4 separate regions of the Homo sapiens genome follow, and regions 1, 2 and 4 are each linked to region 3. The links are chromatin contacts, found by Hi-C or POLR2A ChIA-PET in ENCODE. All regions are on one chromosome and are shown on one strand. Each heading gives the region's core, a stretch centred on a gene start or an enhancer-like site at or near the end of the contact. The rest is flanking DNA. Distances are from core to core; before and after follow the strand shown. Region 1 overlaps LOC105369890 (a long non-coding RNA gene). Region 2 overlaps LOC105369890 (a long non-coding RNA gene). Region 3 overlaps ATP2B1 (ATPase plasma membrane Ca2+ transporting 1). Region 4 overlaps LOC105369890 (a long non-coding RNA gene).

Region 1 (3,413 bases), core at 457-2,956, 440 kb before region 3:
CCTATCAAACTCCAGAGTCAACACTATCAGGTCTCAGAATTCCTACTCTCTCTACACACACACACACACACACACACACACACACACACACACACACATATACACACATACCCCATCAGAACTCAGATTTAGAAATGAAATATGAAGTATATTCAGGGACCCTATGTAACTTTTCCCTGACCTAGAGCAATGAAGAGCTTTAATAAGTATGGGCAGTTTGAAATGAACCTGAGAGTCATATTTGCCTGTCAGCAGGTTTGTGTACTTCATCTTGAAGGTTAGCTCTTGGCAACCACTTGAGAATTTTTCCTATATGAAGTTTACCAACCAAAGGACTCACCCTTAAAGACAATCTTGTCTTTCAGTGATCTTAATCCAGTAATTACTCCCACACTTCCTCTTCCACCTCCTATTTGAATAATGGAAAATCCTTTCATTTCTTCTGAGTAACTTCTGCCATCTGGTTTTTCAGGGATTTCCTGCAATAGAGAGCAAGGAGCTAGTGAAGTTAGGTTTTTGTTGTTGCTGTTGTTTTCCATTTCCCCCAGCAAACCATACAAAGTCATGAGACTCTGGTACAGTCAGCACAGATGTCTTCTCTCACTTCATAAACCTGATCATAGTATCTCTACTTAAAAAGAAACCTATCAACAACAATCATTACTCTCTTATGATAGTTTTTGCTTCCAATTGGCTGCAATAACCGCATGCCTTTACTATCATGCCCCAAAAAGCTCACATAGTATTAAATATTCAACAATATCCACCAGCAGCACACCAATATGTATATTATCTCATTATTTTGCCCACATTTGCCTATTCTATTATTACTATTTCCTTATTTCCTTACTATTTAAAATAAATCCAATCAACTATTTCTGGGCTCTTCCCTATTTGGATTGTTGCCTTGAGATGCATAGATGAGCCTCCTTTTCTTATTAGGTGCCACTCAGATTGGCTTTTAACTTATTATTTTTTCTGTTTCTCTGGATCTGTTTTTATTCCCCACTGCTATGCTCCTACCTTTGTTGGCTGACTGATGGCTCCATCGGTGACTCCCTTTTCTCTTTTTCATTCCCTAAGCCAGTCACTTAGCATGTAACCACAGTTTAACCATTTCCCATTCACTGCAGCCCCATTCCAAAGCCTATTGAAAAACTTGCCCACATTGGAAAAAAAAAAAAAAACCGAAAGGAGATTCCAAACAAATCAAGTATATTAAAAGAAAAAAAAGGTGAAAATATATATTGAGTGAGGACCTTATGATGTAATCATCCAAGCATCTCTAAAACATTAGGTATTGGAGTTGGAACATGAAAATTCAGAGATAAATGACTGACGCTCATGTACATTTATAGTGTGTGTGGATATGGTGCTGTACATTGAATATTAAAGGATAGCCGATCTGCACCGAACATGTTGAAAGAGTTTTTCAATAGTAGACAATCCACTGTTTACAACTTTACCCTCTGCCTGGGAAAATCAATGTCCATTCTCAAGCAATCTGCTGCCCTGGTTATAGCAGTTCCGGTTCAAAGGAGGTTTGCATTTAGATGCTTGATCTTTCTGTCCCACTCTAGATTTTTGGAATGGTGCATTTTGTGATCATGATTTTTCTCCTGATTCCATTTCCTTATGTCATTTAAGAACATGAGGCTTTTTAGTATGACTCACTGAATAGCAAATATAGCATCTTAGTGAACTGCAGTTTTTCCTAATCAGAACATAAACTTGCTCTGTAATATCAGACTGAGACAGGAAAGAAAACACAAAGAAAAATGGCCACTGAATCACCCTGAGCTCTGAAGGAAAGGTGTCAAGGTACTTATTAAGAATCACACTATACTTCTTTAATATTCTCAATATTATCAGGTAGTTATAACACTTCAATTTTTATCCCAGATCCTAAGTGAACTGAGATACAAATTGTCTTTAATCCCAAACCACCAAAGCCTATTTTAAGTAGAAACTTCGGGGCAGATACATTCTTCAACTGTCTTTATATATCCTGGTAGAAAGGGGTACACAAGAAGAATAACCATGGATCAGCCAGGTGTAGTGGCTCACGCCTGTAATCCCAACACTGAGAGACCGAGGCAGGTGGATCACTTGAGGTCAGGAGTTCAAGACAAGCCTGGCCAACATGATGAAACCCTGTCTCTCCTAAAAATACAAAAATTAGCTGGGCACAGTAGTGCACATCTGTAATCCCAGTTACATGGGAGGCTGAGGCAAGATAATTGCTTGAACCCAGAAGACGGAGTTTTCTGGAGGTTGCAGTGAGCCGAGATCATGTCACTGCACTCCAGCCTGGGTGAGAGGGTGAGACTTCATCTCAAAAAAAAAAAAAGGAATAACCAGAGACTATGTGTAAAGAGGGCTTCCAGGAAGTCAGTAGTATCAGGAGAAGACCTAAACTGGGCAGCTATTCTAGGATATAATTCCAAGAGCCAGTCTAGTCATCTTTCTTTTTGCTCAGCTTCCTCCTCTCTCTCCATCAGCAGGAAGGATTCTAAACCCTGACCAAGCAATTCCAGTCAGGATAAGCTCTGCCTTTAGCCATGGGAGAGAAGCTCAGCTTCTCTGGGCCCTTGCCCTATGGCATTTGCCTGGTAGCAGGATTTCCAAGAATAACTACTGTCTGTGGTTTTCTCAAACCCTACTCCCTAGAGAAACCAGGGAGTGTAAACTTTTTTGGTCTCAAGGTGGTTTTAAGCATCAGCAAATGTTTGCTTTGAACTTTAGCCAGCATCTTATTTTATCCAAATGAACTCTCGAATCTCAATTTATACAAACTAAAATGCCCACCAGACAGATCAGTAAGTTCCTATTCTGTAGCATGAATAGGAACGGAAGTAATTAAGTGGAGGCATGTGACCTCTAGAAACAATCTTTGGTTGAGTGGCAGGTAGAACAAGTAGGATTTAAAGTACTATTTGGAGTCACAATTGATGTTGATTGCTAGTGAAGGGAGCTCTTCTAACACACTCTTCTTTGACTAACTCACAGAGAAATTTAAGAAGGAAAACAGAGTGTCTCTAAACATTCATTTGTAATGGAAAACAAAAAACAGAAGAAGGACACTAAGCAAAAAATTGCTAGCTTCATTCAGCCCTGCACACATAAATAATCTTTTCGAGGAAATGGCTTTTGCCTCTTGATTCAAAATTAGAATTACAGATGGAACATTTATGAATGTCTTCACAAACTTGGCTTGTAAATAGGTCATATAACTTTCATTTCTTAATTCACCAACCTAAGCCTTCACCTGTCATATTAACGGGCAGCTCACTAGAAAGTCAGCATAGGATAGAAGGAACATGCATAGATGCTGGGGCCAAACTGGCTGCTCTATATCTCTCCTCACTTACCAGTTCTATGAAGTAGGGAAGCTTAAAAAGATTAACTCCCAA
Region 2 (3,444 bases), core at 703-3,202, 300 kb before region 3:
GTCTAATTTTTCCAACAGTAACCAGAGTGTGAAGGTAATGAGGTATCATGGTTCAACGGTTCACGCCCATGGCAGAGAGAGTTTGGACTTTTTCTCATAAGCTCTGTGCATTATTTGCAGGATACATTCAGTCATCTGAATTCAATTGGAAGTTCAGGTCCCAAGTGTGGGAACTATCCTTATATATGAGGTGGGAGGTTTAAATGGAATTTTTCTAAAAAGTCAGTTTAAAATTGAATGTAATTTTTAATTTAAATAATATTTATCATCCCCAGAAGTGTAGCAGCTTCCTAAATTACAAAACAGAAGAATCACACTAAGAAACTCAAAGAGATCACATCACAAATTAAAAAACAAAAACAAACAAACAAAAAGAACCTCAAGAACAGAGACTCTTGAGTCTTGAGTTGAGAGCCACCTTTACAGGGCAGGTAAATGGCTACTGGAAGACAACAGAGCTAGAATTTCCACTCTTCCTTTCCATTAGTAGGTGCCAGTCTCCCATATACTCCTAACACAGACAATATGTGTAAAGGCTCATTCTTATGAGTTTTTAGTGTGTAACGGAGTGTTTTATTGTCTCATTCTTGTCAGTTCTTAGTGTGTAACAGAGGTAGCCTGTCTCTTCTGCCCACAGATCTCTCAAGGTGTACAAAAGTGCCCCATTTCCCCCCCATCCCACCCATATTTAAGATAAACAAGCTCCTTCTATAGCCCTTCGGGGGTCTACTTGTCATTAAGTGCTCTCTCCCCAGTGCTACTGGAGTTTGTCATCCAGGGTATGATGGTTCACAGGGGGCTTCCAGAAACCCAGATCAGAGTAGGATTCTGCTGTTATGTTGGGACAGCCAGAACTACTAATAGGTCTCCAAGAAGGGGTATAAAGATGGATTTTCTAATCAAGTTGCTCTAGGCATTCATAAGAGGACCTTCGATGCAGCCCTTTTCTGGAGTCAGTGATCCTAGAAACTCTGAAACTACTGACGATATCAGAATTAACTTAGGGATAGGACTCAAGTATTAGAAGTGTCCCACTACCCGAGCTCTGCCCGTCTTTCCCTTCTCTCCCCAACCCCTCCCCCTCTTTTCAATAACAACAAAAAAACAAAATTGACAAAAACTTTCAATTCTCCTCAGAATCCAGCTCCTCTCTTTCATTCCAACACAAAAGAGATCATGCTATTTCTCATCACCAATATTAGAACTTAAGGGCCCCTCAGGATGTACCCAGGCCATAGAACATCGAAGACCTGTACATTCTTTAGAAGAGCAAGAAGGATGCATGCCATTTCTTTTGGCCAATAACTCCCTTTTCATCTACCTCCTTTGATGCAAGATACTCAGGGAGACTTCTTGGTACGGAAATGAAAACAAAACTCTAGTTAAGGTCTCAGCAAGTCACCCTCCTAGCTTAAGTTTTTGAGAAGATGCATGTGACAGGGAAGGAGAGTTGCATCTGAAGAGAATCAAAATCCCCTCTTCCTTCAAAAAGGAAGAAAGGATAAAAGAAAGTGGAGAGGATAGATGGAGGGAGAAAGGGAAAGAAAAAGAGAAAGGAAGACAGAGAGGTAGAAAAAAGAAAAGAAAAAAGAAAGAAAAAAAGAAAAATAAAGAAGGGCTCTCAAGGGAGGAAAAAAGGAAAAGTGAAAAGAAGAATAAAATTTTAATTATGTGACAAAATATTTGAAAAAGCAACTCTCTAAGTTATTGACATTTTTATAGTGGTGATGTGATGGACAAGGCTTGTCATAAAACGTTAAGGTGACACTATAAGTTTCAAAATAATAAAAGGGTGCTCTTGCTGAAGCATGTGATAAGCCCCATACCCATGAGCTGTAAAAGAGTACATTAAACCTGGTCACCCTGCCCAGGCATTATAGGATTGCACACCCAGGACTGTTCTAGTGATGACGAGGTTGTTGAAACTCTGCCAGCTGACTTTTGAACATGGTGCCTGTGTAACCTAATTCCTTATTCATTAAACAGTCTGCTCCCTCACAAGCAGTTTGTGTGCCCATTATCTTGATGGGACCCATGCAGGATTGCCTCTGTCTTCACACTTGAGTTTGCAAGATCCCTGATGACAACATGGATTCCTACCACACAAGAAAACAAAGCAAATTTATTGAACTCCCAATTGAAAACAGTAGCAAATCAAGCTTGCTTAACCAAAATATTTCTCATAGAAGATTAGGTTATCATTTTTAGGGTGATGCTCATGAATATTAATTTCTCAACAAGGACTGACTAGGAATCCCCCAGTTCCCTAATGGAAATTAGCAATTCTCCAAACCAGCAGAAACTTATGTGGTCAACCATTTCAGTTTGCCAGGGACTAAGGGATCACCTAGGATGTGGGACTTTTAGTACTAAAACTGGGGAAGTCCCAGGCAAACCAGACAAGCTGGTCACCCCTAGGGAAACTCCCATTACTCACCATTCTCCTTTCGGCTTCCTCAGACTTGCAGCTCACAGGCTATCCTCAGAGTTCTCTAGGACTGAGCTTCTACTTTGATTTTCACAAACATCTATTTATGTAACCTGCCCCTCCACTGGACACAAGGGCGGAGAGATGTCTCAATCATTTTTATGTTCCAACCTCTGGCTTAGAAGAGCTTGCTGAACTGAGATAGCCAAACAACTGAGTTGATCTTCTGCTGAATGTCAACTGAATGGGGACTGTGATACCCTCAGGTAAGAACTGTATTTTCTGCACAGTGTACACACTCCCTGCCTCCCTAAATTAAACTTAGCTTGGAAAGGACTAGAATCTCTTTTAAAGCTTCACTTTCTCACATTAAACTATGTGGTTTTCTGAAGACTCTTTCATACACTGGCATAGAATGCAGTTCAGGAGTCAGACTAACCTAGATTCAAACCCAGGCTCCACAATTCACCATCTCTGTGACCTTAAACAAGTCATCTAACATCTCTGTACATTACTTTCCTCACATATGTCTTTCATCGTGCTGTTGGGAAGACCAAATGAGACACCTATATGTAGACTGCTTAGCTCTTAGCTTTATGGTAAGAACCAACATATGGTAGTTATCATTATTCTACTTGGAGTTTTCTTTCTAAGCACCAAGGGAGCAAAGATGAGACTAGTTGGAAAACAATACGTTTAATAAGATATCCCAAGTTTTTTTTTTTAAGCCCGGAGGCTCTACCATCATGTATTTTTTTTATTTTTTACACCAAACTTGCACTTTTATAATTATGATAATCTGTCTATGCCTATAATGAGCACAGTACTATAACCTAAGGCAAAAATCACCAGCAACTCTACTATGTACACGGCAGGGAAGGGGGAAAGCCTCATCTCCCCACCCTACCCCCCATTTTATTACTTAAACTTCCCATTATGTGAGCCATTTATTCAATTTTTACTGAACTTTTCACAAACCAGAAAGCCACTGGAGTTGGTCCAACCACTATAAAATT
Region 3 (3,533 bases), core at 25-2,524:
AATCGCTTGAACCCAGGAGGCGGAGGTTGCAGTGAGCTGAGTGCACTGCACTCCAGCCTGGCAACAGAGCGAGACACTGTCTCAAAAAAAAAAAAAAAGAATAGCATAATAAAGAACCATAAGTAATTTGCTTATATTTGTTTGAGGAAACTTTTGGATCAAGGTGACAATCCAGCAGTTTGTTCCCTAGTCAAGGTTGAGGCTACACTTTCTGTCAGTAGTGGCTCTCCAGACCAGTAGCATTGGCATCACTGTTATCTGAGAAGTTGTTAGACAGTCTCATGAAGTGTTCGATCAACTGAGTGAGGCTCAGGAATCTGTGTTTTCACAGGTGATTGAGGTGATTCTGATGCATGCTGAAGTTTAAGAACCACTAATCTGTAGTGTGTTAACTTTTAAGTTTGTTCTGGTTTTGGTAAATTCAGAGGGATTGTTTTTGGTTTTGTAAGTATAACCTTGCAAAATTAGACCAACCTCCCAAGAGACAGCTATCATAAATGTTTGGGATAAGATGATACCAACTGACTTGACCGTAGACCAAAAATTTCTATAGTTCAAGATACCTGTGTTTGAGATCATTCACATTAAAATTTTATCATATACTCTGCTTAATTAAGTACTTTGTTGGCATGAATGAATAATCTGTACTGAAAATGACAGCTATCAAAAGCCAAAATAGTTATCTAACAGCCCCAGGGAGGGAGGTGAGTCACCTATTCTGCTTTGGGCTGGCATATTTCTTTATAGACTAAAGGGTGTGGGAAACAGGAGCTGTGCTTGGGCCTTTAGGATAAGAAAACCTGGGTGGTTTTTTCTTTTTTACACTTTCACTGAGCCAGACTGTTACATTGTGGTTTCATCATTTTAATTGAATTGTGGAATTCTGAAATATGAGAGAAACAAAATAAATAGGCCCTGTAAATGCACATGCAAATAAATTTTTATTATTATCAATAAACGAATCTCGTTTACTCTGACTAAAAACAGATGAAAGCAATTATAAAGGCTGCTGTGCCATCCAGCCCCTCCCTACTGACTGCTTTGACTTCTTCGAAAAAAAGGACAGTGGAAAGTGAAAACAAGCAGCTAGAGATGACAGTGTAGTGAGAATAAGAGTCAGACATCAGAGAAATGAAGGCAGAAGAACATTTCAATAGGGAGTGGTTAACAGTAGCAAAGGTTGCTAGTAGGTTAGATTAGGGCTAAATGTGTCCATTAGATTTAAGAACAGGATCAATGGTCACCTGGAAGAGTAGTTTCAACGCAGCATAAAAGAGGAAGCTAGATTGTCATGGGTTGATTTATGAGTGGGAGATAGTGTAGAAACAGCAAATTTTGGAGCAGATGTTAGTTAGATGTGGAGTTAAGTGTTTTTTTTACCAAATGGTATTTACTGGGTAAGATTGTATTCATTATTATTTAGACCTTGCCAACTTTATTACCATGTTGATTTGGCAGATTTTTATTTAGCATGGGTAACCCTAACAAATTATTTTTCAAATAAATGTATTGTTTCTTTCAGGCTGTATGAAATATTATAATTCAGTATTATTTCTTTGCATACCCTCAAGAATCTAAGACCCTGGTTAAAAAACTTTGCCATGTAGCAGGCGTGTAATTCCTTTTAAAATCTGAAATATCCTTTAACTTATTCTGTTGTCTAAAAGGATTTAAAGGAAAGCTATAATATATCTGGCATACCAAGATGGTTTGAAAACTCCTTGAAAGCTGTGACTTTCTCTTAACTCATCTAACACCTAACATATTCTTTTAAACAGTGTTAGGAAGTTTTGTTTAGCTCTGCTATTTAAATTGTGGTTGCTTCCATTGTAAAATCTGTTTTTCAAATTTATTTTAGCTTATGGTTCAAGAGTACCTACTATGTTCCAGACAGTGCTGGGGTTAAAAATGAATGGCACAGATTCTCCCATGAGTTACAGTTCACTGGGAAGGACAGAGAGGTAAACAAATCATTGCAGCTGTGTGATAAAGGCTATAATAGAAGAACAAATTAATGCCTTCCTTATTCTAATCTAGTTGTTTCCCACCCTGAGAGATTTGCTAAAGTGTTCATGCCAAGTTTATAACTGACAGCAGCTGTAACTTGCCCTTTAAAGTACTGTACTTAGTCTCTGCCTCTGGAAGAGTCTACTAGATAAGTAAGTTACTTAGGGGAGTAGGACTAATTTTAGTCAACACAGACACAGGGATGGTATTTAGGAATCCTTTGAGACTAATAAATCAGGCATTTTAGATAATGCTTATTTTCTGCTTTATCAGCTCTATAAAACTAAAATCCTTTGGTGAATTTACTCTTGTTTATATGTTATTCTTTACTCATCTAATATAAATTACTTTTCTAAACAAGCAGTATAGGTTTAATGATCTTTTATGTGAGTGTGTATGTTTTCTTTAAGCCCCTTAAGAAGTGAAAAATGTGACTTGAGTAAATTTAAATTTGAGTCATTCCTTGATTTCTTTAAAGCATTTTAATGAAATAATTTGAATGTACCAAAACTTTGTAGAATAAACTCTTTACCATTCTTAATCTTGTAGTATCTGTTTGATATGTATAATAATAGACCATCTGCTCTTTTCACTATGAGAGTGAGATATTACATGCAAGCACTTATATTTAAGTTTACAGTAAATTATCATGGTTGAAGGACTTCAGATTTTTAGGGTGTGAATCGGGTAAAAGGTTATTGTCTTTCTGCAGAAAGTGACTATGTAAGAAGGTTGAAAGATCATAGTCTTTTTGGAAGACTGAGTAATAATAAAACTCCAGTCTCGTGTTAAAAAAAAAAAAAAAGAAAGAAAGATCATAGTCTCTCTTGATAAGATATGGAGATCAAAGATGGATAAAGCATGGTTTGTTGCCTTTAAATAACTTTTCAGTGTAATGGGCCATAAATTTAGGCTCAATTATGTGGTATACTATCCAAACCTTCTATAGGACATTTGCAGTGCTAAGTTTCAGCTTGTCCACACTGATTGAGAATCACTGCTGATATCTAAGAGGACTGGGTGGGGTAGGGCTGGATTTTTAAACTCACGAGGTAGCTGTCACTGTCAATAAAATGCCAATAGCAACCACAGTGAGAAACAGCTATGTAGGCTAGCTCTCGCTCTTGGTGTAACTATGTCTGTGTGCAAAGGAAGTGGAATTGATTTTGTGTTACAGAAAAAAACACACACAAAGAAAAAAACACACAATGAAAATGGAGATCTCTTGAGTTCTTTTTTGAAAGCCCGTAGTCAAAAATTATTTTTTAGTTCTTTGTTAGTCAAATGGTGCATCTAATGGTCAGGGTGTCAGTACCAGTTTCGAAGTACAGTGCCAGTTATTTCCCTGATGGTAGTAGCCTCCTTAAAACTTGGATATTGTTTATCCTGCGATTTAAATTTCAGCTATTTACTCTCATTTTTAATGATTTTGTGAGTATTTAATACTTGCTTTATTTTATAAGTATCTTTATCCATTTTGGAAGTAGACAATTATGAGTGTTTGGTTTTAATGGCCATAAAATGAA
Region 4 (3,136 bases), core at 70-2,569, 260 kb before region 3:
TTTCACACCTGGTAAATAGGAGATGATAATAACACAGCCTACTTTATAGAATTGTTGTGATAATTCGGTGATGGGATTCATGTGAAGCTCAGAGTCACACATGAATCAAACACTCAAAAAATTCTATTAATATTATACTAAGTTCTTGAGGCTCTCCTAGAACCATATACATAAATAGGCTTTGAAAAGAACATGATATTATATATGAATATAAATCAGCAATAGCATTATTAAAGCAGATGAGAGCAATGCAAATGTTCCAGAAATATAATTATAGAGTGTAAAATTATATGAAGTAACATGTAAAACAATGCCAAAAATTAAGTGCAAGTAAAATACAGTTAAGTTCTTCAAGGATAAGGATCGTGTTCCATTCCATTGAAATAGATCCACAGTTTTAAGCACAGAGATAGGTACACTGCAGATTAAATCAAGCTATTTTTTGATTCTCTGTGAAGAGGTACTGTCTCAAATTCTTGGATTAAATTAAATAAAAATTCTAATTTACTATCTCATGTCTCTTTCCTACAAAAGAGACACCTCTAAAACATCTTATAAAAATACTTTTAAAAATATCACTGGAGTAGTATCAGTCAAGGTTCATCATCCAAAACCTCAAAAAATAATAAATCAAAAACCATGAAACCTGACAAACTTTGAAAGACTTTAAAACTCTACCTCCATTTTCTCATACAGAAAATAGGCTTATATTTTTAAAATATTAAGTATCTCATTTTCTTTGGTACTTTGAATCTCTATGAGTCAATAACTTTGTTGCACTATGCAAAGTTGTCTAAGGAGATTAAAAAAACAAAAACCGGGTATTACAATTCCTGCTTTGAGTGAGTTTCCATCTAGCTTCAGATTCACAGCACACACTTAAAAACCTTTCTGAACCAATATATAAAGAGTACAATCTAATATTATGCAAATTGAGTACCTGAGCACTGAGGGGAAGAAAACTGAAGAAGCTAGTAATGTGAGATAAAATTCACCATTGGTCATCTGAACTCTCCAGCACCAGTAGTTCTCCAATGTTAGAATGCTAAAAATCACCAGACTTATTTGTTAAAATGCAGATTTCCAGTTCTAGCTCCAGAGATTCTCATTCAATAGGCCCACGATACCATCCAGGAATCAGGATTTTAATTAAATTCACAATCAGAAGAATGACATAATGTCTCTTTTTCTTCTCCTATAAAAGTGAAACACAAAATAATGCTTGACATGCAAAGATAAGACATGCTCTTACTTCATGGTGACCTGCTTACCAGGAAAGAGGAAGTGAAACAATCTATGAGGACTCTTTTAGCTCTAGGAGGCATATGTTTGTCAAAAGTCAAGCCATGTGAATCACGTAAACAAATTTAAAATGTACTAAAGATCTGTACTATCTGGATTTTCCACCTCTTTTTACCATAGATAAGTCTTTATGTATAGTGGACTATAGTATAATAACATAATATTCCTAATACCATTAAATATTGTCATCATCACAAATAAATTAAAAATCTACTAGCCAACTAGAAAATATTTGCCAACCATATCACATTAAAGGACGATACAGACCAGGCATGGTGGCTCACGCCTGTAATCCCAGCACTTTGGGAGGTTGAGGTGGGTGGATCACCTGAGGTCAGGAGTTCGAGACCAGCCTGGCCAACATGGTGAAACCCTGTCTCTACTTAAAATACAAAAATTAGCCAGGCATGGTGGCAGGCACCTGTAATCCCAACTACTCAGGAGGCTGAGGCAGGAGAATCACTTGAACCCTGGAGGCGGAGGTTGCAGTGAGCCAAGATCAGACCACTGCACTCCAGCCTGGGCAACAGAGTGAGACTCTGAAAAAAAAATTTTATATATATATATAATTAACACATAAAAGCTTTAACCATCTAATAGGAAAAGATGGAAAAAGACTATAAGACAATTTACAGTATAAGACATATAATTGACTCAAGTAAGGAAACTCTTCAACTTCACTAATGTTTAATGAAAAGCAAGTTATGAACACCAAGAATTTCAATTAGCAAAGATTGTTTTCAATGACAATAACTATTAAAAATAGTATTAAGAAAAATGGACTCATTCAGTCCTGTTATTGATTTTTTTTAATTTTCTGAAAAGTAGTTTATAATACATATTAAGAACCTTTAAAAATTCAGATTGTTTCAGTAATTCTTGTTTAGGAGAAAATGCCAAGGTAATAGTAAGAAATGCAGATAAGAATCATTTCTGGAAATGTTCATTATAGCATTATTATAAGAGCAGTAAGTTAAAAACCATCTACATATAAAAATGAGAAGGTGATTGCATGAATTATGGTCTATTCATATTATAGAAATAGTATATAACCATTAAAACTGTTTGTTTTTAAGAAAAATAACATACGAAAATGTTCAATATAAAATGTTAAGTGGAAAAAGAATAATTAAAATTACATATTTGGAAAATATCCCAAATATTTATTTTTTGTATGCTTGTATAACTAGAAAAAATGTGCTGAAATATTGAATGTTGTTTCTGAGTAATGAGATTATGGGTAATTTCCATTTTTCTCCTTGTAATTTTTTTTTCTTTTTTTTTGAAACGGAGTCTCACTCTGTCACCCAGGCTGGAGTGCAGTGGCGTGATCTCGGCTCACTGCAACCTTGCCACCTGGGTTCAAGCAATTCTCCTGCCTCAGCCTACCGAGTAGCTGGGATTACAGGCACCTGCCACTGTGCCCAGCTAATTTTTGTAGTTTTTAGTAGAGATGGGGTTTCACCATGTTGGCCAGGCTGGTCTTGACCTCCTGACCTCGTGATCCACCCACCTCAGCCTCCCAAAGTGCTGGGATTACAGGCCTGAGCCACCGCCCCAGCCTTCTCCTTATAATTTTTTATGCTCCCTAAATATTCTACAATAAGAGCTTATTTTTTAAGCTATCCTTTTGAGAGCTTAAAAAACTTAATACCATAGCATGTCAAAGATTAATAGGATAGAATCAGTTCCCAAAATCAATTAAACACATCATTTCCAACCAAAGGCAATTGAAAAGCAATTTTTAACAGGTATATGTGATCGGAACAGGGGCTAAATCAAGTCAAGGCACGATATCATTAGGAGTAATACAATCGGTTATGAATACTGCCAT

Evidence for each region. A loop is a pair of places that touch in the nucleus more often than their neighbours do. ChIA-PET counts read pairs that join two places held with the same protein, here RNA polymerase II (POLR2A). Pooled maps may share reads with other maps.
Region 1: a loop to region 3 is called in a map with no recorded cell type, with 2.7 times the contacts of the local background. The contact joins two enhancer-like sites. A Hi-C loop is called at or near these places in 1 of 37 single-sample maps with no recorded cell type and 3 of 50 pooled maps. POLR2A ChIA-PET finds 5 or more read pairs at or near these places in 3 of 52 experiments (MCF 10A, PC-9 and activated T-cell).
Region 2: a map with no recorded cell type shows a loop between it and region 3 (3-fold over the local background). The contact joins two enhancer-like sites. A Hi-C loop is called at or near these places in 3 of 37 single-sample maps with no recorded cell type and 7 of 50 pooled maps. POLR2A ChIA-PET finds 5 or more read pairs at or near these places in 1 of 52 experiments (GM12878).
Region 4: a loop to region 3 is called in a map with no recorded cell type, with 2.9 times the contacts of the local background. The contact joins two enhancer-like sites. A Hi-C loop is called at or near these places in 6 of 37 single-sample maps with no recorded cell type and 4 of 50 pooled maps. POLR2A ChIA-PET finds 5 or more read pairs at or near these places in 1 of 52 experiments (activated B cell).

The regions. Positions count from the first base shown.
Region 1 is chr12:90,097,769-90,101,181 of GRCh38, reverse strand. It overlaps LOC105369890 (a long non-coding RNA gene), which reads right to left. Exons shown (of 13, transcript XR_001749246.2): 11 at 341-479. Among named protein-coding and RNA genes, the nearest start is that of LINC02399, 150 kb to the right of the region's middle. Within about 2 kb of position 1,706, at least 3 of the 41 ENCODE cell types and tissues checked have a DNase peak (open chromatin) inside an H3K27ac peak, as active enhancers do; they include PC-9, where a contact is called at or near this core.
Region 2 is chr12:89,959,324-89,962,767 of GRCh38, reverse strand. The region is part of intron 6 of LOC105369890 (a long non-coding RNA gene); the gene reads right to left. Among named protein-coding and RNA genes, the nearest start is that of LINC02399, 13 kb to the right of the region's middle. RefSeq lists an enhancer at 2,308-2,537. Within about 2 kb of position 1,952, at least 5 of the 41 ENCODE cell types and tissues checked have a DNase peak (open chromatin) inside an H3K27ac peak, as active enhancers do; they include GM12878, where a contact is called at or near this core.
Region 3 is chr12:89,661,417-89,664,949 of GRCh38, reverse strand. All of the region lies in intron 1 of ATP2B1 (ATPase plasma membrane Ca2+ transporting 1), which reads left to right. Among named protein-coding and RNA genes, the nearest start is that of ATP2B1, 46 kb to the left of the region's middle. RefSeq lists an enhancer at 3,176-3,225. Within about 2 kb of position 1,274, at least 3 of the 41 ENCODE cell types and tissues checked have a DNase peak (open chromatin) inside an H3K27ac peak, as active enhancers do; they include GM12878 and PC-9, where a contact is called at or near this core.
Region 4 is chr12:89,925,459-89,928,594 of GRCh38, reverse strand. LOC105369890 (a long non-coding RNA gene) reads right to left here. Exons shown (of 13, transcript XR_001749246.2): 3 at 941-1,195. Among named protein-coding and RNA genes, the nearest start is that of LINC02399, 21 kb to the left of the region's middle. Within about 2 kb of position 1,319, at least 5 of the 41 ENCODE cell types and tissues checked have a DNase peak (open chromatin) inside an H3K27ac peak, as active enhancers do.